Linked DNA regions of Homo sapiens: region 1 is linked to region 2. The links are chromatin loops, found by intact Hi-C in ENCODE. Cell type or tissue: endothelial cell of umbilical vein. All regions are shown on one strand. Each heading gives the region's core, and the rest is flanking DNA. Links, peaks and the distances in the headings are about the cores only.

Region 1 (12,567 bases), core at 543-8,542, 88 kb after region 2:
TTCTTCATTAAAAAATATCCTACACTTCTTCATTTTAAAAAATCCTATACTGGCTTGATTATTTGCTGTGTCCAATCCTAGAGGGAGAATGGTTGGGCGGTCTCACTCCAGGAAGCACTCCTGCTTCAATTAATTCTATAAGCAGCCAAGCCAAAATAATTCCATCCTTAGCTTCTTTAGTCACAAAATGCCAGAAAACTTTATGGAAATGATTTCTCATTTAGGCTACTTATTTAGAGTAATGAATTGCTTTTTACCAAAGCTAAATTTAAGTAGGTCATCTGTTAACTGTTGGATGAATAAATGAAGGTTCTCTTCGTAGGACTGGTATGGTTTAAAGATAGGGGTTTTGTTCTACTTTTTTATTTTATTTTATTTTTTGAGACGGGGTCTTGCTCTGTTGCCCAGGCTGGAATACAGTGGTGCAGTCATGGCTCACTGCAGCTTGGATTGCCTGGGCTCAGGCGATCCTCCTGTCTCAGCCTCCTGAGTAGTCGGGACCACAGGCGTGCACCACCACTCCATAATAATTTTTTAAAATTATTTGTGGAGATGATATCTTACTATGTTGCCTAGAGTGGTCTTGTCTGGGCTCAAGTGATCATCCTGCTTTGGCCTCCCAAAGTGCTAGGATTACAAGTGTGAGCCACTGTGCCTGGCCTTTTTTTTTTTTTTTGAGACGGAGTCTTGCTCTGTCGCCCAGGCTGGAGTGCAGGTGCGCAATCTTGGCTCACTGCAAGCTCCGCCTCCCGGGTTCACGCCATTCTCCTGCCTCAGCCTCCCAAGTAGTTGGGACTATAGGCGCCCGCCACCATGCCCAGCTAATTTTTTTTTTGTATTTTCAGTAGAGACGGGGTTTCACCGTGTTAGCCAGGATGGTCTTGATCTCCTGACCTCATGATTTGCCCACCTCGGCCTCCCAGAGTGCTAGGATTACAGGTGTGAGCCACCTTTTTTTTTTTTTTTTTTTTAAAAGCCCGGCCTTTTTTTTTTTTTTAAATTCCTTCCTGTGACAGATTCTCACCCTGTCACGCAGGCTGGAGTTCAGTGGCACAATCACGGCTCACTGCAGACTCGACCTCCTGGGTTCAAGTGATCCTCCCACCTCCCACCTCAGCCTCCCAAGTAGCTGGGACTACAGGTGCCTGGCAATTTTTTTTTATTTTTTGTAGAGATGGGGGCCCACCGTGTTGCCCAGGCTGGTCTTGAACTCCTGGGCTCAAGCAGTCCTCCTTCAGCCTCCCAAAGTGTGGGGATTACAGGTGTGAGCCACTGCACCCAGCCCTATTTTACTTCTTTATTCATGGATAACATACATAAAGTGCACTGATAGCAAATGTTTAGCTTGTGGCTTTTTACATAGGTATATGCCTTGTAACCACCACCCAGCTCAAGATACAGAATATTTCCATCTCCCCAGGAGCCTTCCTCGTGGCCTTCTCAAGTCAGTAGCTCCACCTCACCCTGTAATCACCATTCTAACTTCTGTCAGGTTGATTGGTTTTGCCTGTTGAACAACGTATAAAGCTGTGTGTGACACACAGCTTTTATCTTAATAGTAAGATAAAATTATTCTTACTATTTTATTTTGGAACAGTTTCAAACTTACAGAAATTCTACAAGAATAAGACAGATACCTTCTATTTATCCATCTCCCAGAGACTCCCATTCAGTTTTTGTCCCAATAATGTCCTTTTATAGTGGAGCATCATCCCAGGATCACACGTGGTCCCCAGCTGTCACGTCTTTGTGGTCTCTTTCAGTCTGGGACAGCTCCTTGTCTCCCTTTGACTTTTAAGACCATGGCACTTCTGAAGACTATAATCCTGGTCATTTTGTAGAATGTTTTTCAACTTGGGTTTATCTGATGTTTCCTCCCATGAGATCCAGGTTGTGTATTTTCATCCAAACACCACAGATGCTGTGTTCTTTCCATGGCATTCTATCAGATAGCACACAGTGTCTGTTTGTCACGTTGCTGCTGGTGTTAACTTTAATCTCTTCATTAAAATGCTATATTAATGACCAGATATTGTCACTAGTAGCTACCAGAATGCTTTCAGAAAGAAACATTTATTCTTGACTACTTTCATATGCAGTTGCATAAGGTTTTATTTGCACTGATTTGTGCATGCATGTTTCCTGCCCGCTAAGGTCTTAGTCCTGAAAAAACAATAATAGGTTTAGGGACCTAAGTTATATGGCATATCGTCGTATGTTCTTCATGATTCCTTACTCCATATTCTGTGGTAATTGGCTTCTGGGGTTTGTTCTCATAGTCATAGAAGTTTGGGTTATTTCTTGCTTTTGTTTCTTTTCGGGAGGATATCTATAGAAAGTTCCTTGTTTTTGTTTTGTGTTTTTTTTTTTGTCTTTTCTTTTCTTTCTTTCTTTCTTTTTTTTTTTTTTTTTTTTTTTTTGAGACAGGGTCTGGCTCGATCACCTGGGCTGGAGTGCAGTGGTGCCATCTTGCCACCTTGGCTTACTGCAGCCTTAATCTCCCAGGCTTAAGCGATCCTCCACCTGAGTCTCCCAAGTAGCTGGGAACACAGGCGCATGCCACCGCCATGCCCAGCTAACTTTTTAAATATTTTTGGTAGAGACGGAATGTTGCCCATGTTGCCCAGGCTGGTCTCAAACTCCTGAGCTCAAGCTATCCTCCCGCCTCAGACCCCCAAAGTGCTGGGATTGCAGGTGTGAGCCACCGCACCCAACCTTTTTTTATTATTATTATTATTTTATTTTTAAATTAATTTTTTCTAGAAATGGTGTTCTGCTATGTTGCCCAGGCTGGTCATGAACTCCTGCCCCCAAGCAGTCCTCCTGCCTCAGCCTTCCGAAGTGCTGGGATGCAGGTGTGAGCCACTGTGCCTGGCTGATAAAAGGTTTCTAAAATTCATCCTAGTAATGTTTGAGAGCCACTCACAAGGGATTAGGGACATTGAAAGGAATATGAGCCAGGATCTGTATTTGTAGAGTTTACAATCAAGTTTGGTGGAGGCAAACAGGTAAGCAAAGAGTTGAAAAACAATACCAAATGTCTAGGTGGCTTAGAGCCAGGAGTGATTAAATATAGCTGCCAGGGGAGGAGTATGAGGGGAGTGAAGACAGGCGAGGCACCTCTGAGAAGGCTTTCCTGAGCAGGTCACCTCTGAGCTGCTCTGTGAATGCCAGGCAGTCACAGAAGCAAGGTGAGGGAGAACAGGGAACACTTTTCAGACAGAGGGGCTGTGAGTTCTAGGCCATGGGGGCCTGAGAGCGGCTGCTAAGGAGCATCAAGTCAGAGGTGAGGAGTGACAGGGCCGTGGGGTAGAACTAGAAAAGTCGGAAGGCAGCAGCGGCGGTCTGGGAGAAAGCATAAGGAAACCATCAGAGGTGTAGTCATATGCCTGCTTAAGATGTAGAATGCTGCTGATGCAGTCTTTCCGGAACGTTATGAGCCTTAATAAATATCAAATGAGCTTCGTCTTGGCTTAATGATGCTGAGAGATGTGTGAATGTTTTGAGTAGACTGTATTTACCAGTTCATAAAGAAGTATTTGCAGCATTACAAGGTGCCTATTGCAGGCCAGCAGATGTGGCCTTAGAATCTGGCCTTCGCCCTCAGCGCCCTCACTGATCTTTACTGCCCTTTAAAAAGATTATGCCAAAAATATCAGTCTTCCTCAAAACAAAATATACTATTGGCACCTTCAAAGAATCAAAAGATAACAGGTTTGGAAGATCATTTAGTCCAGGAGTCAGCAAACTATAGCCTGTGGATCAAGTCCTGCCCGAGGCCTTTTTTTGTGCAGTCCAGGAGCTAAGAATGGTTTTTGCATTTTTTTAAGGGTTGTAAAAAAAATAAAATACACAGCAGACTGTTTGAGGCCTGCAGTGCCTTAAAATATTTACTATCTGGCCTTCTTCAGGAAAAGCTTGCCAGACCCTGGTCTTGTCTGACTGCCTGATACAGCAATCCTTTGTGCAGTATTACGTGGCAAATAATCATCCAATATATGCTTGAACACTTCTGCTAATGGAGAACTCATTATCTCTCTGATCTATTTCCTGTTTGGACAATTCAAGCTATTAGTAATTTTTAAACTGCTGAAATTTATCTTACTATATAGCATCCATCCATTGGCCCTTTGTGCGAAAAGAGAGCTATTATTTCATTTCAACCTTTACTGAGCTCTTAATATGATCCAGGCACTGTGCTCAGTCCTGAAGAAAGATGAGTAAGACATGGTGCTTGTTTCAAGGATCTCCCAGCTATGATTTCTTGGAACCAAAGCAGTTGAGCTGCTAGTCTTTTATCTCTCTCTTTGTCTTCTTGCCATTGGGTTAGGACTTTTTTCTTTAATTATTTTAGTTATTTCTGTATTGTTTTATATACATAATACAAACTTTAAGAGGCAAAAAAGGTCATGCAGTGAAAATAAGTCTCCCCACACTCCTCTCTCCTCACCTCCTAGCAGCTTTCTTGGGAGGCAACCGCCACTGCACATTTCCTGTGGGGATTTGATCTTAAAAAACAAAAGATTTAGATCCATGTGGACAGAAACTTTTGGTAAGTACTCATTCAGTGACATTTTCTGAGCTCCTACTTGTGCTGAGTGTGACTGAGTTTTATTTTCATTAAAGTCTGAAATTTGCACCAAGTTTGGGTGGTAGACACAGCCCCGGGGGATTGTATTGGTTAACCACACACGCTGCTATTTCAGTTTAATCTTGACTGAACTTCTTGGCTACTGCAGGCTTTCTTACACCACTAGAGTTCTTGCTCATTACAGTGTTGAATCCCTATCAAAACCTTTCCTGTTTAATTGGCAGTGACACAATCCCATCTTGTGTAACTCAGGATGTTTCACATCCTGAAATAGTTTGAAATAAAATTGAAACACACTTACATTGATGCCTATGTTAATTTCTTTCCTTGACTGTGTCTGAATATAATGTTGAAGTGTGATAGAAACAATCCTTTATCTTTCTAAGCTAAGCAGAGGCCGAAGTTTCACTTGCACTGTCCAGGGTTATACAGGCAAGCCTTACTTTTTCAGGAAGTAGGTAATGTTTGGATTTAGATTAGTGACACATGAATAACTCTGTCTATGACTCACTTCCCCCCAAATTCCCCTCCGACCATTACTTCTTAAATCTTCCCTTCCAGCTTAAGCGCTGTAGTGATGTTACATAGACGTGTATGTTCCTAAGTGATACCTTTACCATAGATTGTCCTGTTTAGGTATTTCCAGAAGATTCCTCATCATGCTGATGTTGCTTAAGACTTTTCTGTTTTCAGCCTGTCATGGAACGGTTTCAGCAGCTCAACATCAACTATATCCTCTTATGAAATAGGCCCTTGGATTCTGTTCAGAATTTCCCTAAGGCCAAATAAGTCAGAAAATATTTGAAGGATGTGCCTCTTATGCAAATTACTTTTGTGCAATCATGGATCACTGCAGCCTCAACCTCCTGGTGGGCTCGAGCTATCTTCCTACCTCAGCTTCCCGAGTTGTTGGGACTACCGATGCGCCCTGCAATGCCCGGCAAATTTTAAAACTTTTTTTGTAGAAATGGGGTCTCACCATGTTGCCCAGGCTCGTCTCAAACTCCTGGGCTCAAGCGATCCTCCTGCCTCAGCCTCCCAAAGAGTTAGGATTATGGGCATGGACCACTGCACTGGGCCTTTTTTTTCTCTCTCTGTAAAAGTAGTTTATTTGTTCTGTTTACAAAGTACAGGGAAGGAATAAGGGCAATACCTGGAACCCCTTTGGTCGCACATCTTCCCAGTCTATGCTTCTATAAATAACGTTTGTACAACAGCAAACTCATATTGTCCCCATGTGTTTTCTCACATCCTGGTAGCTGCAGTCTATAGTATAGACCGGGTAGGAAATAGATGCCTGATTCACAGGGTAGGGCTCCCCTCCAATTAGTGTTCCAGCTCACTTTTGCTAATATTGAAACAGAAGTAACTAGTTGTTCTTAAAAACTCTCTCATGAACAAGTAGGTCATAAGCAAATTATGTCTGCACAACTCCTAGAATTGTTTCAAATAACTTTATAGAAAGGCAGTGACTAAGGCCCTTTCCTCTTTCCCATCTTTCTAAGTCCTAGGCTGCCTTCATTCAGCACCTGGACTGCCGCCTGGGTCCCCCACATCCCAGCGCGGTGATGGAGGAGGGGCAGGCCAGGCCAAGCATGAGGAATAAGCTGTCTTTACTGGGCTCAGACCAGGAGCCCATGGTCTTGAGGAACTCTGTATTTATCAGTTTTCTTCTCCACGTTCTCTTCCACCTGTTTCTGCAGCCTCATGGCCTGTTTTTACTTTTGGTAGTGGATCTTGGCCTTCTCCTTCCTCTTCTCCTCCAGGTAGCTGTCACTGCCTGGTACTTCCAGCCAACCTCATGAACCAGCCACCCCCAGGTAGGCAGACTTTATTTTAGGCTTCAGACGCACAACCTTGAAGGCACCAGGAACCACTATCTGCAATTAATATACAAAATGTCTGTTATCTTCTTTTTTTTTGAGATAGAGTTTCACCCTTGTCGCCCAGGCTGGAGTGCAATGGTGCGATCTCAGCTCACTGCAACCTCTGCCTCCCGGGTTCAAGCAGTTCTCCTGCCTCAGCCTCCTGAGTAGCTGGGATTATAGGCATGCACCACCATGCCCGGCTAATTTTTGTATTTTTAGTGGAGACGGGGTTTCGCCATGTTGGTCAGGCTGGTCTTGACCTCCTTACCAAGTGATCCACCCACCTCAGCCTCCAAAGTGCTGGGATTACAGGCGTGAGTCACTTCACCCGGCCATGTCTGTTATCTTTTAAGTAGTCATCCTTAGTCGCTTTTACCCAGCTACCGAAGTGCTGTAGAATAGAGTTTTCTTTTTTGTCTTTGTGATTCTCTGGCACTGGTAAAATTCCATCTTGATGTCCTTAGCAGGTCATCAAAATTATGATGAAAACAAGTTACATTTGTCCTTGAAGAGAAAGTTGTGGATGACTGACATATGTAGGGACTTGATGATCTGTCACACAGAGGATTTTAGATGAAATCCTTTTGTACCACTGTCTGCAACTGTGTTGATTTCCTTCCACATTGGATGATAGCTCTGGCCAGGGCCTTTTTGTTTTGACTGTTGGAGAGGAGGTTAGCTTGTGAATAATTGGTTATTTTTTAGCATGTGTGAGGCTGATGGGCAGTAGAAAGTTCCTGAAAAGAAGTTTCTTCCTTCAAGGCAGTGTAATATAGTGACGAGAACAGGGGCTTTGAAGCTAGCAGACCCGGGTTATCATCTCAGCTCTACCACTTCCTGTGTGACTCTGGGCAAGTTACTTAAGCTCCCAGTGTCTCAGTTTTCTCTTCAGTAAAGTAGGCATAATCTTACCACTGGGGTTGTCAAGGGAATAACATGTAAACTGTTTAGTGTAGTGCTTGGTACAGAATGAGCATTTAATAAGAACAGTTACTAATATGACATTACTACTGCTGTTATTTAAATAGTTTTTAACAGTATTATCAAAACAGCAAGCACAGTTCATGGTGGTAAATGCCCTAATGGAAGTGTTCATCTGTCACCATTGAGAAGGGAACTGTTAATATCCACTGACTGTTACTGACAGCTTCATAAGGACCTTGTGAGATGAGAAGTACTTTTCCTGGTAGAGAGGGGAAAGGTTTCCTAGGAACATCAGCCATGCAGAAGATCAGGAAACTAGCAGGCTAAGGCTGCAGCACCTTATTCTCTGTGTAGTAAGGCCAGTAAGCTTTCGTTTGTTTGTTTAAACAAGGGAGCCACCTGTGCAGATCATTCCTGGTGGCAGTTTGTCACCTTGTTTGGAGGAGATGGGCCAAAGGCAGTGACCCGTGAGTATATCACTGCAAGAGCCGAGGTGTGAGATGATGGAGCCTGGCACGTAGCAGTGGGAATGGAGAGAAGGCAGGCAGACCTAGACAGGAAGCATGAAGTTGCATGAGGAGCATGGGCTTCAGAGTGGCGTGAATCTGGAAGCTGAATCCTGGTTCCCCTACTTTCCTAGCTGTATAGCCTTGTGTGAATTTATTTTTTTCTTTCTTTCTTTCTTTTTTTTTTTTTTTTGGAGACAGAGTCTCGCTCTGTTGCCCAGGCTGGAGTGCAGTGGCACGATCTCCATCTTGGCTCACTGCAACCTCCGCCTCCTGGGTTCAAACAATTCTCCTGCGTCAGCCTCCCAAATAGCTGGGATTACAGGCGTGCACCACCACACCTGGGTAATTTTTGTATTTTTAGTAGAGATGGGGTTTCACCATGTTTGTCAGGCTGGTCTCGAGCTCTTGACCTCAGGTGATCTGCCCGCCTTGGCCTCCCAAAGTGCTAGGATTACAGGCGTGAGCCACCACACCCAGCCTCCTTGTGTGAATTTCTTACTTCTTGGAACCTCAGTTTCTTCCTCTATAAAATTGGAGCTATTCCTTAGGGCTTCTGAGAGAATTGAATTCCCACCACACCCAGCCTCCTTGTGTGAATTTCTTACTTCTTGGAACCTCAGTTTCTTCCTCTATAAAATTGGAGCTATTCCTTAGGGCTTCTGAGAGAATTGAATTCACACCACACCCAGCCTCCTTGTGTGAATTTCTTACTTCTTGGAACCTCAGTTTCTTCCTCTATAAAATTGGAGCTATTCCTTAGGGCTTCTGAGAGAATTGAATTCAATTGAACAACCCTTGCTGCTGTGCCTAGTTTTGGTCTGTGTTCAGTAACTGTTAACCTTCATCTCATTCCAGAGGACTGTTTAAGGTTGAGCTTCTAGGAATTAGTGCTTTATTGCGTTGAGAGAGAGAAAAATTGAAGATGACTTTGAAATTTCTTCCTTGAATTAAGGTGATACTATTAAGCAAACTAGGAAATACAGAGAAAGGGGCAGAATTTAGGGAAAATATATGTTGAATTTTGGATTTGTTGAATTTGAGATTCTGAGGAATCTAAGTCCTGGCTTTAAAGGACACTTAAATATATGTTTAGAGGTTAGAGCTAGAAGTACAGTCCTGAGATTCATTGGCATACAGACAGAACTTGTTGTAGAAAGTGAATGATTTGGCCGGGTGTGGTGGCTCACGCCTGTAATCCCAGCACTTTAGGAGGCCAAGGCGAGCAGATTGCTTGAGGTCAGGAGTTTGAGACCAGCCTGTCTAACATGGTGAAACCCCATCTCTCCCAAAAATATAAAAAATTAGCCGGGTGCGGTGGTGCATGCCTGTAATCCCAGCTACTCAAGAGGCTGAGGCAGGAGAATCACTTGAACCCGGGAGGTGAAAGTTGAAGTGAGCCGAGATCGTGCCACTACACTCCAGCCTGGATGACAGAATGAGACTCTGTCTCAAAAAAAAAAAAAAAAAGAAAGAAAGTGAATGACTGGCCGGGCGGGGTGGCTCACATCTGTAATCCCAGCACTTTGGTACATCAAGGCAGGCGGATCACTTGAGGTCAGGAGTTTGAGACTAGCCTGACCAATGTAGCGAAACCTGTCTCTACTAAAAAATACAAAACATTAGGGCCAGGCATGGTGGCTCACGCCTGTAATCCCAGCTACTTGGGAGTCTGAGGCAGGAGAATCACGTGAACCCAGGAGGCAGAGGTTTCAGTGAGCCGAGATCATGCCACTGCACTCCAGCCTGGGCAACAGAGCAAGACTCCGTATCGAGAGAAAAAAAAAAACATTAGCCGGGCATGGTGACACACACCTGTAGTCCCAGCTACTTGGGAGGCTGAGGCAGGAGAATCGCTTGAACCTGGGAGGCCGAGGTTGCTGTGAGCTGAAATTGCACCATTGCACTCCAGCCTGGGCGACAGAGCAGGACTCCGTCTCAAAAAAAAAAAAAAAAAGAAAAAGAAAGAAAGAAAATGAATGACTGAGGAGAGGGCTGAGCATGGAAGCCTTCAAAAACCAACAGTAGAAGAAAACGCTAGCTGCATTGTAGAGGAAAAGAGGGAAAGGGAGAGATTAGAGGCCCAGGAAACAACAGGAGGCTGTGAGAGTGTTTCTACACGTGTGCCTCAAATCCTCAAATCACCTGTTTTCTTTTTATTTTATTTTATTTTTTTTTGAAATGGAGTTTTGCTCTTGTTGCCCAGGCTGGAGTGCAACTGCAACCTCCGCCTCCCAGGTTCAAGAGATTCTCGTGCCTCAGCCTCCCAAGTAGCTGGGATTACAGGTGCACTCCACTACACCCGGCTAATTTTTTTTTATTTTTAGTAGAGATGGGGGTTTCACCATATTGGCTAGGCTGGTCCTGAACTCCTAACCTCAGGCGATCCCCCGCTTTGGCCTCCCAAAGTACTAGGATTACAGGCGTGAGCCACTGAGCCTGGCCAAATCACCTGTTTTCCATTGGGCAAAATTATAAAAATTCTTTCAAACAATTAAAAGCCAAAAAATATTTAATAGGAGTTGAGGGTGCATTCAAATACATTTGAGGTGATTTTGAGGTGGGGCCTCCAAAAATAAGTGCCAGTGACCTAGGCTTCAAAATAGCACCAAACCTACAGCAGCATCACCTGAGGCACTAGGCAAACTCCAGACTCCTGGCCTCCATCACTATCCCTTCTCTTATCGAATCTTCTTTCCTCCACAGGAAGTGGGAGTGAGACCCAGGCATCCTCATTTTTTAATAAGTGCTCAAAGGCCGGGAGCAGTGGCTCACACTTGTAATCTCAGCACTTTAGGAGGCCTGGGTGGGCAGATCACATGGTCAGGAGTTCGAGACCAGCCTGGCCAACATAGTGAAACCACATCTCTCCTAAAAAACAAAAATTAGCCGGGCATGGTGGTGCACACCTGTAGTCCCAGCTACTCAGGAGGCTTAGGCAGGAGAATTGCTTGAACCAAGGAGGTGGAGGTTGCAGTGAGCCGAGACTGTGGCACTGCACTCCAGCCTCGGCAACAGAGCAAGACTCTGTCTCAGAGAAAAAAATAAATAAATATGTGCTCAAGATGGTGAATGTTGGAAAACGCTTGGTCAGGCGCTATCTGGGGATGTGATGCTGCAAGCCACACTGAGGCAGTGGGGAATTTTAGGGACAGTGATGTGTTGTCTTTTGTGATCAATGAAGCTTATCAATTATATAGAAAAATAATTATTATAATTCCCACCTCATTCCTTCTGTTTGCTTTTCAGTTTTTTTAAGACCTTGTTGTGAGTCTTTCATTCATTCAAAATTGGATTTCTGTTGCCAAAACATCTTTTTAAATGTGGAAAGCATATTCAGCCTGTTGAAAAACAACAACAAACCACCCATTAGGAATCCAGTGGCAGACTAACCTGCCCCACTGGAACTTGCTACGGACACAGTCAGTTACTCCCCTCTGGTGATTCTGCCTTTTATAGCCTGTTCTCTTTTAAGCAATCTACAATGAAATTGCATTTTAGAAAGCCACCACCGCACTCCTTTTAAACATTAAATACAATGTTTAAATGACCAGTCATTTTCTTTGATTCCTAGTGTCCATTCATCATTACTCTTCTCAAAGTTTTTTTACTGCTTAGAGTTGGTAGATATATGTACTGTCCTGGTGTTCCAACTACAGCTTTCTTTGTTTTACTGGTTCTATTTCTTTCTTTCTTTTCTTTCTTTCTTTCTTTTTTTTTTTTTTTGAGATGGAGTTTCGCTCTTGTTGCCCAGGCTGGAGTGCAATGGCACAATCTCGGTTCACTGCAACCTCTGTCTCCTGCAGTTCTCCTGCCTCAGCCTCCCAAGTAGCTGGGATTACAGGCATGTGCCACCACACCCAGCTAATTTTGTATTTTTGGTAGAGACGGGGTTTCACCATTTTGGTCAGGCTGGTCTCAAACTCCTGACCTCAGGTGATCCACCCGCCTTGGCCTCCCAAAGTGCTGGGATTACAGGCATGAGCCACCGCGCCTGGCCTACTGGTTCTATTTCTTTTTACTCCCTAACTGCGGACATTCTCTAGGACTTTGTGGGGCTTTTTCTTTCTCTGAGTAACTTCTAAGAACTGATCATTGTCACCTGTGTTAGCTGTTCTCTCAGTATCCATGTCCAGTTTTCTTGGCTTATCTTTGCCCTGCTGTTGTCCACAGCTGAAAATGTCTTTCATTATTACTCTTCTGAAACTTGCTTTGCCTCTCAAGGGTCTTCTCTTTCACTCAAGCTGCCATTCTCCTAGCCATTTGTGGCTTGACACCCCAAGAGCTTTATTCTCTCTTTTCATTGCTTGAGTCCACCAAGATACCAAGTTAGGTCACCTTTTATTTTAAATCAGCCCCAACGAGGGTCCCCTCCTTTTCACTTTTACTCCTCTGCTCTAATCCAGGTCTTCATAAATTTTTGGGCTTTTAGCTGATTTCCCTGCCTGCCTCTTTCAAAGCCCTTTACCCACTGCGGAATCATATTTACCATGCAGGACTGCCACTGGCTTCCTCCTCCAAAATTCGTTAGCCTCACATTTGAGGCTTCTCCATAGGTGTTCACCCATGTCACCTGCTCAGCTCTGTGTGTGCTGCTCCTGCACAGCACAAACCCTCCACATGAGGACAGCTGGTTTCACGTGTCCCTATTTCTGCCATGAGTATTCCTCTGCTCTTC
Region 2 (12,567 bases), core at 1,894-9,893:
ATCACACATCCAGCCGAAACCTTTGAGAGTGCAGTTTGGCATCCCTCCAGGACATTTTCCTTTTAAGCAGTATCTCTCAGATTCTGAATCCTCTTGTTACCTGTAACCAAGAGGAGCAAAACATCGTCAAAAGTGGTTCCTTGGAAAACAGGCAGCTTCTGCAAAGTTGTTTTCCTTTTGAAAAGATTCAGTTTCCTCTTAGACCCTTGTAAATCAAACTCAAACTGCCAACGTGAGGAGAAACCATAAACAGCTGTGCCTGGGGCTAGGTGGACAGTCCCAGCTGCTGGCCTTGAAAGCCAACTGTGCTTCCAGCTGGCACCACATTGAGGCATATCTGCCATGTGGTTCCTCAATCCCCCACCACTGGAAGTTCCCTCCACTTCAGCGTACAGAGTGGGAATGACCTGGTGTGGCTGTGCTGAAGCTCGAGGGTCTACGTGTATTCAGCAGAACCAAGTGACTCTCATGACAGTATTGGATGAAATGAGCTATCTGGATAATCTCTTCCTGGTGTCCTGCTTCTTGCCCTTTTGAAAGCCTCAATTCAGGTGCGTTATCCAGGACTCTCTGGGTTGCCAGGGACATAAACCACCTCAAGGAGCTCCTCATAGGGATACAAAGCCGTCCCAAAGAAATCAAGGCAGAGCTGCAGATGAGCTTCAGGAAGGGCTGGAACCAGGGGCTGAAATGTGCAGACCACCCCCCATCCCATGCTTGTCCCCACCCCAAACACGCTGTCTCTCTTCCAGTTACTTCCTGTGTGTCTGATTCATTCTGTTCTTAGCAGACTGTCTGTCACTGTTTCCAGCATCCTGTGGCAGAAAGCAGCCAGCAACAGCTTTCGAGTTTTATGCCCCCCAGGAAGAGACTAAAATGCTTTCTGTCTCAAGCCTAGCTCCACCCTCCCAGGGAAGGGACTCCGCACTCTGGCCCCGCCAAGTCCATTCTCTTTCCTGCAGCCAGAGTGATCTCTTCAAAATGTAAATCTGGCTGTATTCCCTCCTCCCTCTTAAAGCTCCTCGGTGCCCCTGGTGTTCTTAGGCTGGAGGCAGAACTCTCCACACGATCTTGCATGATCCAGCCTCTGCCTAAGTCTCCAGCCTCATCCCTCCCTGGCCCTGCGCAGCAGCCTCACTGCAGTTGCCCGGCTCCTCAGCCGGGGCTTTGCTTGTGCCATTCCTTCATCCTGGAGCACCCTTTCCTCCCTCTTCAGCCTCCCTAAGCAGGTCACATCCCCATCTTACAGACATTCCTCACATTTGCCACAAACACACTGTTACATTTGTCCGTGTGATTCCTTGATTTTTTTTTTCTTTTGAGACAGCTTTGCTCTTGTAGCCCAGGCTGGAGTGCAGTGGCGTGATCTTGGCTCACTGCAACCTCTGCCTCCCAGGTTCAAGCAATTCTCCTTGATTTTTACTCATCTACTCCTCTTCAACTGCTCACTCCATTATGATAGGGACATGCCTGTTTACTCACCTAGCACATGGGAGTTGCCCTATACTGATGGTGAAACTTAATGCTTGCGCCCTTTGTTGAGTCATCTCTCAGAGCCCTTCAGCCCATATAAAATATTTGAGAAGCTGCCCTTTTGGAAACTGTGTATGATGCTGTCACAGGGTATTATATCCCCAGTCATATGTAGCTGTTCAGCTAAAGTGTGATCCATGGACTAGCAGCATCAGGATCACCTGGCAGCTTGTTAAAAATGCAGAATCTCGTCCGGGCACGGTAGCTCACGCCTGTAATCCCAGCACTTTGGGAGGCCGAGGTGGTCAGATCACGAGGTCGGGAGATCGAGACCATCCTGGCTAACATGGTGAAACCCCGTCTCTACTAAAAATACAAAAAAAAAAAAAAAAAAAAAATTAGCTGGGCATGGTGGTGGGCGCCTGTAGTCCCAGCTACTCAGGAGGCTGAGGCAGGAGAGTGGCGTGAACTCAGGAGGCGGAGCTTGTAGTGAGCTGAGATCGCGCCACTGCACTCTAGCCTGGGCTACAGAGCGAGACTCCATCTCAAAAAAAAAAAAAAAAGCAGAATCTCAGGCTGGCCCAGCCATATTCAACTGGAATCTGAAATATAACAAGATCCCCCGGTGATTCATGAGCATGTTAAATCTGAGCAGCATTGGGTTAGGAGACCCTTTTTTATGTTCCTATAACTTCCCTTGATTTCTTTCGATTTATAATTGCTTCTTTGTGTTTGACTTCTCTCCTGGGCTGTGAGCTTCCTGAGGGCTGGCACCCTGGATGTTTTGCCCAACTTTATAACTTCAGTGCCTGGTACAGGGCCTGGCATCTATAGGCAAAGATATTTCTTCCCCTAAAATTATCCCCCAGAAAAGGGGCCATACGGAGCCTTTTATATTGTAGGATGCTCTATAAATTACTTTGTTTTGAACAAAAGGTACTGTCTGGGAAAGGCACATTAATCTGAAAATGACCTCAGTGCCAATTTGGATGTTTATAGTGGCCACTCAATGAATTCAATAAAAAGTAGATAAAGTAATGCAATCCAATTTAGTAATCATTTCTGGAAAGTATGACTTCACAATTGTAATCACTGGTCATCGCTGTAAACATGCCTTTTAAAGACCATCTTTTAAAAGTATTACAGTAAATGATTACATTCTGGGGTCAGGACATACATCCATAAAACTAATTGAAGGAAAAAAACAGCTCATTGCAGGCTCCTCTGCTGTCTACACTGTTTGTAACCCTCCAGCATTAACTCTTGGGAACTGAGGAAAGACCACATTTGGCAGGTCTGTGATTGGGAATTCCTGCTCTGCCTTTTATTAGCTGGTAATTGGAGGTGTGTCTCTCAACTCCAATCTCATTCCCTGCCTGGGAAATGCGGAGGCTGCGCTCGACTCTGCTTGTTGTTCGGCATCATTTATTCTACTGTTTAGCTGAAGCCTCAGTTGCCTGGTTCTCCCTGGGCCCTCATTACTCGCCAGTACCCTCAGTCATCTACCTCCTTTCACTAGCTTTAGCATGGGGGTAGTGGAAGCTTCAGGCTCCGCATCTGCAAGGCTGTGAGGTTCTAACAGCTGCAGTTTGCTGTTTGCATCCTCATGTGTCCTGTCCTGGGACATCCCCTACCTTGCCCGCCGAGGAGTTCAGGCCCACGGTGCCTGCTCATTCCCCTGAGTGTCTGCCCTTCCCCACAAAGTCACATCCAAACCAGCTTCCATCCCCCATCCCCCCACATTCCAATTCCCGACGCTCTTAACATTCTCTCCCTCTGATCTGTATCATTTCCATTTTTCCTGCTGCCAGGATTTTATTTAACGAAGGGACAAGATGACAGTAGCAAATGAATGACTGAGAGACCCAGCTCTTATTATTATAATAATCGCTGCTGTTCATTGAATGTCTGTTTTTGCCTGGTTTCTGGATTAGAGGTGCAGGTAAATGGTAGTGCCATTCTCTGAGATGGAAAAAGGAGAGTGAGGACTTCCTGTCAAAATGCCTGACAGAGACTGGGCACGGTAGTTCACTCCCATAATCCCAGTGCTTTGGGAGACCAAGGCAGGAGGATCGCTTGAGCCCAGGAGTTCGAGGTTACAGTGAGCTATGATTGCATCACTGCACTCCAGCCTGAGTGACAGAGTGAGACCCTATCTGAAAAAAAAAAAAAAAATGGGCGGACTGTTTGAGCTGATAATCTTCATAATAACCATAAGAAGATAATTACAATAGTTAAGAATGTACACTGTGGTGAAAACTTCATAGATGTGAACTTTTTTGAACCCCACACCACCCTGTGTATTGTAAACTCTCTCTCTCTTTATACACACACACACACACACACACACATTTTTTTTTTTTTGAGACAGAGTCTCACTCCATCAGTCAGGCTGGAGTGCAGTGACACTATCTCAGTTCATTGCAGCCTCTGCCCCCCAGGTTCAAGCAACTCTCATACCTCATCCTCCCAAGTTGCTAGAATTACAGGTGCATTCCACCACATGTGGCTAATTTTTATATTTTTAGCAGAGGGTTTCACCGTGTTGGCCAGGCTGGTCTTGAACTCCTGGAGGCTGGTCTTGAACTCCTGGACTCAGCCTCCCAAAGTGCTGGGATTACAAGCTTGTAATCTCTATATTATAGGTGAAATAGTTCAGGGATAGAGAGGTTAAGCAGCTTGCCTGTGGTTGTATTTTCCATTAGTGGTGACCCCAGGATTTGAGCAACTCTCCTTAGAGTCTAGTGCTTACTTATGAAGCACACTGCCAGTCCCGGGAGCTGCCTTATTTGCCCTCACCTCAGGGCCTTTTCGCATGCTGTTCCCTCTGCCTGCAGTGTCCCACTATCTCCTTGCCTGGCTAATGCCCATTCTCCCCTCAGGCCCTGATTTTGACAATGCCTCCTCCAGGAAGCCTTTCCTGCACACATCCTTCCTGTCCTGGGCAGTGAGCTGCCTCCCCAGTGCTCTCACAGTCCCCACTTCCCTGCTGCAACACCTGTCCTGCATGTTGTAATTGCCTGCCTGCCTATCTGTTCCCCTCCTAGGCAGAGGACTGTGCCTCTCTGGCCCCTCCTAGTCCTCCCAGCACCTGGCCCAGAGCCCAGCACACATTAGGGACCCAGGCATATTTGTCGCCTGCTGTTGATGGATCTAAGAGCATGCTTGGCTGAAGAGATGTACAGTTGACCACGTTGCTGGCTCCATTTCAGGTGCTCCCCAGATGAGGAACCTGAGAAATGGTCATTTGGGTTGGTTCATATGATAGTCACAGTTGGCAGCCATTCCCCTGCCTCCTGGTTAATAGAAGCTTCATCTTGTTCAGGTAACTACCCTTCAGAGAAGGTGACCCCATTCTCAGCTCAGCCCATCATGGGAAACCTAATCCTGTTGCTGGTGATTTGTTCAGTAGTGGACATGACACATGTGGGAGGTTGGTGAGGCTGGGGTCCAGGTGCCTCTAGAAAAATTCTCCTTGATCTTAAGAAAGAGATGCAGAGAGAAAGATCCTTGGATATTGTTGTGTCTGGGTGTGACCTCCGGGGCTGTGGCAGCCATCTTGCAACCAGGAGGCAATCTGGTTTGAGGACACGACTGACAGATGCAGAGAATGGCAGAACCAAAGATGGAAAGGATAGGAGTCCCTGATGATGTCTTTAAGGTGTGAAACTAACCAGCCCTGGAGCTGCCCTAACTTGGGACTTCTCATTAGAGGGAGTATACATTTCCTTATTACATAAGCCAAGTGAGTTGGGGTTTTCTGTTACTCACAGCCTAGATCATCCTAATGACTACTCTATGCCATAGAGAGACCATATGGTCTGTGACTGTTTGGAGAATACAGCAGGGACATGGGCTCAGCTCTGCCGTTGAAGAGCCTGGGACATCCTTTGTGCACAGCTTGGATGCCACTTCTCCACAAAGCTTCCTAGAGGCCAGGCCAGGAAATCATTCCTCCCTCCTCTGTCTAGCTTCTCCATGATCCAGGCATTCATCTCTTCCTGCAGCTTGTGAGCTCTCCAAGAGCAGGAACTATGTGCTGTTCATTTCTGCATCCCCACACTTATACCTCGCACAGAGTAGAAACTTGAAAACTGATTAGGGAATACATGGAAGGGTGAGGAAATTAATATTAATATATGACCATTACCTAACCCTTACGCAGAAAGTCATTTCCCCTGATCATTCCATTTGGCTTACAAATGAGTAAGGCATTTCCCTGCTCTGGGGCTCAGCTCCTTCATCTGGGAAATGGGAAGGCTGGACTAGATCACCAGCTCAAAAAAACTCCATGACTTAATATCATTTTATAGTAATGGCCTACTATGTGCAGAGCTGTGAAATAGAGGAAAAGATTAGACATATCCCCTTCCATTAAGATGCTGAGGGTCTAGAGTAGAATTCTTTGTTTTTTAAGGGGGAATAGATCCCTTTGAGGGCCTCTCCTCAGAAAGATGCCCCTGCCCTCAAAATGCTGTGTGCAGTTTTCGGGGATCTATCAGTGGATTCGCTAGAGAAAGGTATCCAGAGGCCCGCTGCTGCTTACTGGCCCTGTCCAAACTGGAGCTCAAACAGAGGAAACATGCCATCTTTCTCAGAGGATCCCCTCAGTCTAGAAGGGGAAGCAGAGTGCACATAAACCAATTGCCCTACGGCCAGAGAGGGGCTGACAGAGGCAAGCCTCTGATGTGCAGGAGAAGGATTTGACTTGCCCTGCTTGTATGGAAGTTTGCCAGGTGCTCAGATGGAGGAAGCCCTTTCATAGGCAAAGGGGACAGCATGTGCACAAGCTCCAAAGTCTGAAAGGGCACGGGGTATTATGGGATGGTGAGTAATGGTGCAACCAGAGCAAAGCAGAGAGACTAGACTTGGGGGACGGTAGAGGGCAGTGGGAGGGGCAGAGAAAGACATGAGGGAGAGGAGCTAAGAGGAAGTCACTGTGTCCTGGATGCTTTGGGGTGTGTGCCTAACAGTGGGGATCAGAGTGAGGGAAACCTCTGCAGAGGTTCATAAGGACCTGAGGTTAAACATGGGGTTCCAAGAAACAGGCTGAAAAAACAGCATATCCTTAGACTAGTCGGAGAAGGGCTGTCTGAAAATTCCAGGTGTCACCAGGGCTGTTGCCACACCCTCAAGGGGGACATGCCCAGGAAGAAAGCTAGCCTGTCTGGGCCTTGCCAAGTGCCTGCTGAGTTGCTCACAGGAAGCATGTCCAGCTGGGAAAAATAAAAGCGGGGACCTTGCCCCTCTCTGTGAAGTCCAGGCTATTGTTAACTTTTCCGAGAAGTTAAAGGAAATCATTTGTCTGCCGCCCAGGCCTGTGGCAGTGTTGGGCAGTCTCTTGTTTTGCCAAATTGCCTGGGCTGGCTGTCTCCACATACTCCCCCCTCACCGGGGCAGGCACCAGGACTGAAGAGCTGGAGGTCTTGGGGTAATTCAGAGGTGGGGAAAATGGATTCTTCCTTAATACATACGGTTGAGTTTTGCGGTAGATAAAATTATTTCTAATTTCTAATAAAAGGAAAGATTAAAAGGAAACTTTGAGGCTGGCCGCTGTAGCTCACGCCTGTAATCCCAACACTTTGGGAGGCCAAGGGGGGCAGATCATGTGAGGTCAGGAGTTCATGACCAGCCTGGCCAACATGGCGAAACCCTGTCTCTACTAAAAATACAAAAATTGGCCCGGTGTGGTGGTGAGCGCCTTGTAATCCCAGCTACTCGGGAGGCTGAGGCAGGAGAATCACTTGAACCCAAGAGGCAGAGGTTGCAGTGAGCCAAGATCACACCACTGCACTCCAGCCTGGGTGACAGAGCAAGACTCCATCTCAATAAATAAATAAATAAATAAATAAATAAATAATTAATTAAAAATAAAGGGAACCTTTGTTTGGGAGCCACTTTAACTAGATGATTTCTAAGACTTCTTCCAGCTTTTAGCATCCTGACCCTATGTGGTATTGACCTCCTGGCCCCCACCCTCCTCCATCCCCTAGCCAAGATGTTTTGTTTTGTTTTAACGAAGACTTTATTTTTCTTCAAGCAGTCTTAGGGTCACAGCAAAATTCTGCTGAAGATATAGAGATTTACATGTACCCTCTGTCCTCACATATGCACAGTCCCCTGCACTGTCAACATCCCCACAGAGTGGTGCATTTGTTACCACGGATGAGCCTACATGACACATCATTGTCACCCAGAGCCACAGTTTCCATGAGGGCTCCCTCTTGATGTTGCACTTTCTGTGGGTTTGGACAAATGGATAATATGTATCCATCATTCTAATACCGTGCATTTTTTACTCTCCTAAAAATCATCTGTGATCTGCCTATTCATCCCTTCCCCTGCCCAAATCCTGCTAACCATTGATCTTTTTACTGTTTCCAAAGTTTTGCCTTTTCCAGGACGTCATACAGTTGGAACCATATAGTACGTAGCGTTTTCAGATGGGCTTCTTTCACTTAATAGTATGCATGTCAGTTTCCTCCATCTCTCCCCATGGCTTGATAGCTTATTTATTTTTAACATTGAATAGTATCTCATTATCTGGATGAACCATAGTTTACCCATTCACTTACCAAAGGACATCTTACTTGCCTCCAAGCTTTGGCAATTATAAATAAAAATAAAGCTGCTTTAAACACTCGTGCAGATTTTTGTGTAGACACAAGTTTTCAAGTCTTGGGTAAACACCAAGGAGTATAATTGCTGCATGGTATGGTAAGAGTATATTTAGTTTTGTGAGAAACGGCCAAACTGTCTTCCAAAATGGCTGTACCATTTTGCCTTCTGGCTTCTCAATTAATTATTTCTTTCAAGGAGCATGCCTTTGGTATTGTATCTAAAAAGTCATTGCCAACCCAAGGTCATCCAGGTTTTCTCCTGTGTTATCTTCTAGGAGTTTTATAATTTTGGTTTTATGCTTAGGCTTATGGTCCATTTTGAGTTACTTTGTCTGAAGGGTGTAAGGTCTGTATCTAGATGTACTTTTTTGCATGTGGATGTCCAGTTGTTCCAGCACCATTTGCTGAAAAGAATTTTTCTCCATTGTATTGACTTTGCCCTTTTGTCAAAAACAACTTGACTGTATTTATGTCGATTTATCTCTGGATTCTGGATTCTGTTCCATTACTCTGTTTATTGTTTCACCAATACCATATTAATTACTGTAGCTTTATAGTAAGTCTTAAAGTTGGGTAGTGTCAGTCTGCCAACTTTGCTCTTCTCCCTCAATATTGTGTTGGTTATTCTGGGTCTTTTGCTCTCCATATAAACTTCATAATCAGTTTGCTTATATCCACAAAATAACTTGCTGGAATTTTGATTGGGGTTGCATTAAATCTATAAATCAAGTTGGTAAAAACTGACATCTAGACAATATTGGGGGTTCCTATCCATGAACATGCTGTCCTTTAAGCTACCTATATGCCTGCTTCTAACTTTTCCTTAATTGAAAGGAATGGGAGAATAGGTATCTCATTCGTCAAACACCTACTGTGTGCCAAAAATCATTTAATGATTTCACAGCACCATAAGGATGAGATTATGGCTCCCACTTGACATTCGCTGAGGCTCAGTGGGATGTTCATATCCATCCATTAAACAGACATGAATGGGACCTACTATGTGATAAGCCCTGAACCAGGAGCTGGAGATGCAACAGAGAACACAATAGAAGTGTTCTCTGCACTCATGGAGCTTACTGTCTGTGGGAGAGAGAGGGACACATATTAAATAATCCCATAGATAAATGATGTTAGGAGAGTTTATTCTGGGGCTAGGGAAGGCTTCCTGGAGACAGTGCTGTTTGAGCTGAGATTGGAAGGATGAGTAGGTACTAACCAGGGGTCAGGTGTTCCAAGCAGAGGGAATAGCACTTGAAAAGCTCACAAGACAGGAAGGAGCTTAGAGCCTTCCCAGGACTCAGAAGTGTGTATGGCCAGAGCATGGAAGGGAGGATGAAATAAGCTGACGCTCACTGAATCACCGAAGGGGAAGGCCGGGATCAGCTCTGCACAACCTTGTAGGCCTCAAAAAGGGAGGGCATGGAGAAAGAGAACAAACTACGTGTTAGGTGCTTTACCAGGTGCTAACACACACGCGATCACCTTTGATCCCTGCAGCTACCCCATAGTAAATGTTATCACCATCTCCAATTTACAAATGAGAAAACAGAGGCTCAGAAAGGGTCAGTCCTCCACTGGTCAGAGGCAGAGGCAGGCTTCCCAAAGCTTGATTCCAAATCCCATGGTCTCCTCAGTTCAGGAGCCTGGATGTACCAGGTGCAGTCCCCGCTGGGTAGCGCCTGGCCCCTCCTTTCCCAGATGCGAGGTTTCCTGCAGGGAGAGCCCAACCAGGCTCCCTCCAGCCCCACGTTTTTGGCTTCTGGCCTGTCTCTGTGGCATCCTTGCTTGAAATCAGAGAGAGAAACGTGGGGTCTGGTAATTGTATTCCATTAAGCCTAATTAAGATGCAAATTTGCACAGTTAATGAAGAAGGCAATTTGGAAGCAATTTCGCCAGTGACACAGGACTCTCATCAGCGCGGCTGTTCTTGGTAGGTAGGTCTGAGGAGATGGGAATGTATGCACTGCCACCCACCAGGCTGCATCTGGCCAGTCTCCAGGGAGAAATTCTTCCTTCTGGAGAAGGACAACCCACCCTAAATAGAACGCATTGTACGGAAACTGCTTGCATCATGTGATCCCCTGTGTGTAGATCATCCAGCTCTGGACCCCTGGAGTCCCACCTGTAGGCTCTGCCCTGCCCTGGCCTCTTGATAGGGGCAGGAGGGCCTGAAGCAGTTCTCTGGAAACAGACTGCCTGGGTTCAAATCCCAGCTCCACCACTCACTAGCTGTATGTCCTTGGGCAAGTTTTTTAACTTCTCTGGGCCTCAGTTTACTCCTCTCTGAACTGGGATAACAACATCAACTGAGAAAGGCTGCCATGAGGCTGAAATTGAATTATGCATGGGAAGTACTCAGCAAGCGCATGGCACATGAATGATGTACATTTTCATGAGCTCTCCCAGCACCCCATGTTTCGCATGGGCAAGAGCTCTGTTCCCCAGCCCCCAGGTTCACAGGTTTTCTTTTTTTTTTTTTTTGAGACAGTCTCGTTCTGTTGCCCAGGCTGGAGTGCAGCGGCACTATCTCGGCTCACTGTAACCTCCGCCTCCCAGATTCAAGTGATTCTTCTGCCTCAGCCTCTTGAGTAGCTGGGACTACAGGCATGCGCCACCACACCCAGTTAATTTTTGTATTTTTAGTAGAGATGGGGTTTCACCATATTGGCCAAGCTGGTCTTGAACTCCTGACCTCGTGATCCGCCCGCCGCGGCCTCCCAAAGTGCTGAGATTACAGGCGTGAGCCACCGCGCCTGGCCCACAGGTTTTCTTTTGCTGCTATCAGATGGCTGCCATTTGGGGCTGGACCTTCCCCAGGCCCTGGATGTCTGAGGTCTGTCTGGCTTGAAGCTGGGGCACACCCGGCAGCTGGGCTCTTGCATGGATTGCCACCTGGTGGTTGGCTGTTTTCACATCTTTGTTTTTTTGTTTTGAGACAGGGTCTTGCTCTGTCACCCAGGCTGGAGTGCAATGGTGCAATCTCGGCCCACTGCAACTTCTGCCTCCCAGGTTCAAGTGATTCTCCTGCCTCAGCCTCCCGAGGAGTAGCCGGGACTACAGGCACACGCCAACACGCCTGGCTAATTTTTATATTTTTAGTAGAGACAGAGTTTCGCCATCTTGGCCAGGCTGGTCTGGAACTCCTGACCTCAGGTGATCTGCCTGCTTCGGCCTTCCGAAGTGCTGGGATTACAGGCGTGAGCCACCACGCCAAGCGTGTTTTCACATCTTTGTATACCAAAGTTGGCCTGCTGGCCTGGACTTCCTCCCAGCACTTGACTCCACTTCACTGGCCCTCCACTTCAGTGGCCAGTGTTGTTTCTAAGTGAGTTACTTAACTGACGTCATTGTTATTATAGCTAAGATTTGTGGACTGTTCACTGTGCCAGGTGCTTTACCTATAATTATGTAATTTCATCCTTACAGCAATTTATAGATGCAGGGACCAAGGCGCAGAAAGGAAGAGTGACTTGCCAGGGTCATACAGCTGGCAAGGGGTGCCCCCGGAAGTCAAACCCTCTGTGCCTGACTTCCAAACTCATTGTTAAGCCTTCTATTCAACCTCTTCTGTAGTTCCCAGGCACCTGTGCCTGGCACGTGGAGCAAAGGAGATGCAGAGACCACCGTCTGCACCCTCGAAGGGCACAAGGACCTGTGGAAAGGGACAGACAAGGGAAAGTCAATGACGGAATAGGGTGGGAGAGCTGAGGAGGGGGAAGCTGGAGGAGGAGTGTGGGGAGGTCTGAGGAGGGCTTTTGTCTTATCGGGGTGGAGTCAAGGAAGGAGGGATTACAGAGAAGGGCACACTCGGTCTGAGAGTTGAAGGACGGATGGAAGTCTCTGGAGGTTTGCAGTGGAATGGGCTTCAGGGAGGGCACAGCAGGTGCAGTGGCATGGAGGTGTGAGATACTGGGGTATATTGAAGTTTGGGGTCTGAGGGTTGATGGTGGGCAGGGGGCAGCAGTGGGAGGGGAAGGCGGGAAAGGTAGACAGAAGCCAGGTCATGCTCAGCCCTGAAGGCCAGGCTCAGGCAGAACTTACTAGAGGTTCAGAGTGATGGGTCCTAGAAACAGGCTGACCTGGGCTGGGCACGGTGTCCCACGCCTGTAATCCTAGCACTTTGGGAGGCCAAGGCGGGTGGATCACGAGGTCAGGAGATCCAGACGATCCTGGCTAACACGGTGAAACCCCGTCTCTACTTAAAAAAAAAATACAAAAAATTAGCCGGGTGTGGTGGCGGCGCCTGTAGTCCTAGCTGCTCAGGAGGCTGAGGCAGGAGAATGGCGTGAACCTGGGAGGCGGAGCTTGCAGTGAGCCGAGATCATGCCACTGCACTCCAGCCTGGGCGACAGAGCGAGACTCTGTCTCAAAAAAACAAAAGAAAGAGGCCGACCTGAACTGGAGCGTGAGGTCCTTCGCTTACTTGCTGTGTGATCTTGGACAAGACCCTTGACCTCTGTGAGCCTTAGTT

What was found. A loop is a pair of places that touch in the nucleus more often than their neighbours do. Peaks named below come from ENCODE experiments on the same cell type or tissue, not always from the same donor. Only the 100,000 strongest peaks of a DNase experiment are listed, where the experiment ranks them.
Region 1: it touches region 2 in a loop (6-fold over the local background); 3 of 110 quality-filtered maps call a loop at or near these places.

The regions. Positions count from the first base shown.
Region 1 is chr3:11,284,189-11,296,755 of GRCh38, forward strand. All of the region lies in intron 3 of ATG7 (autophagy related 7), which reads left to right. It also overlaps the pseudogene RPL13AP27. Among named protein-coding and RNA genes, the nearest start is that of ATG7, 18 kb to the left of the region's middle. RefSeq lists silencers at 2,439-2,571, 5,849-5,898 and enhancers at 4,390-5,589, 7,094-7,223. In endothelial cell of umbilical vein, for the core only: no CTCF peak of the experiment used is centred there; DNase peaks (open chromatin) are centred at 4,143 and 5,013; H3K27ac peaks cover 4,084 bases.
Region 2 is chr3:11,195,105-11,207,671 of GRCh38, forward strand. The region is part of intron 1 of HRH1 (histamine receptor H1); the gene reads left to right. LOC102723663 (a long non-coding RNA gene) reads right to left here. Exons shown (of 4, transcript XR_001740596.2): 3 at 1-100. Among named protein-coding and RNA genes, the nearest start is that of HRH1, 47 kb to the left of the region's middle. In endothelial cell of umbilical vein, for the core only: no CTCF peak of the experiment used is centred there; DNase peaks (open chromatin) are centred at 2,667, 5,687, 6,337 and 6,727; H3K27ac peaks cover 6,695 bases.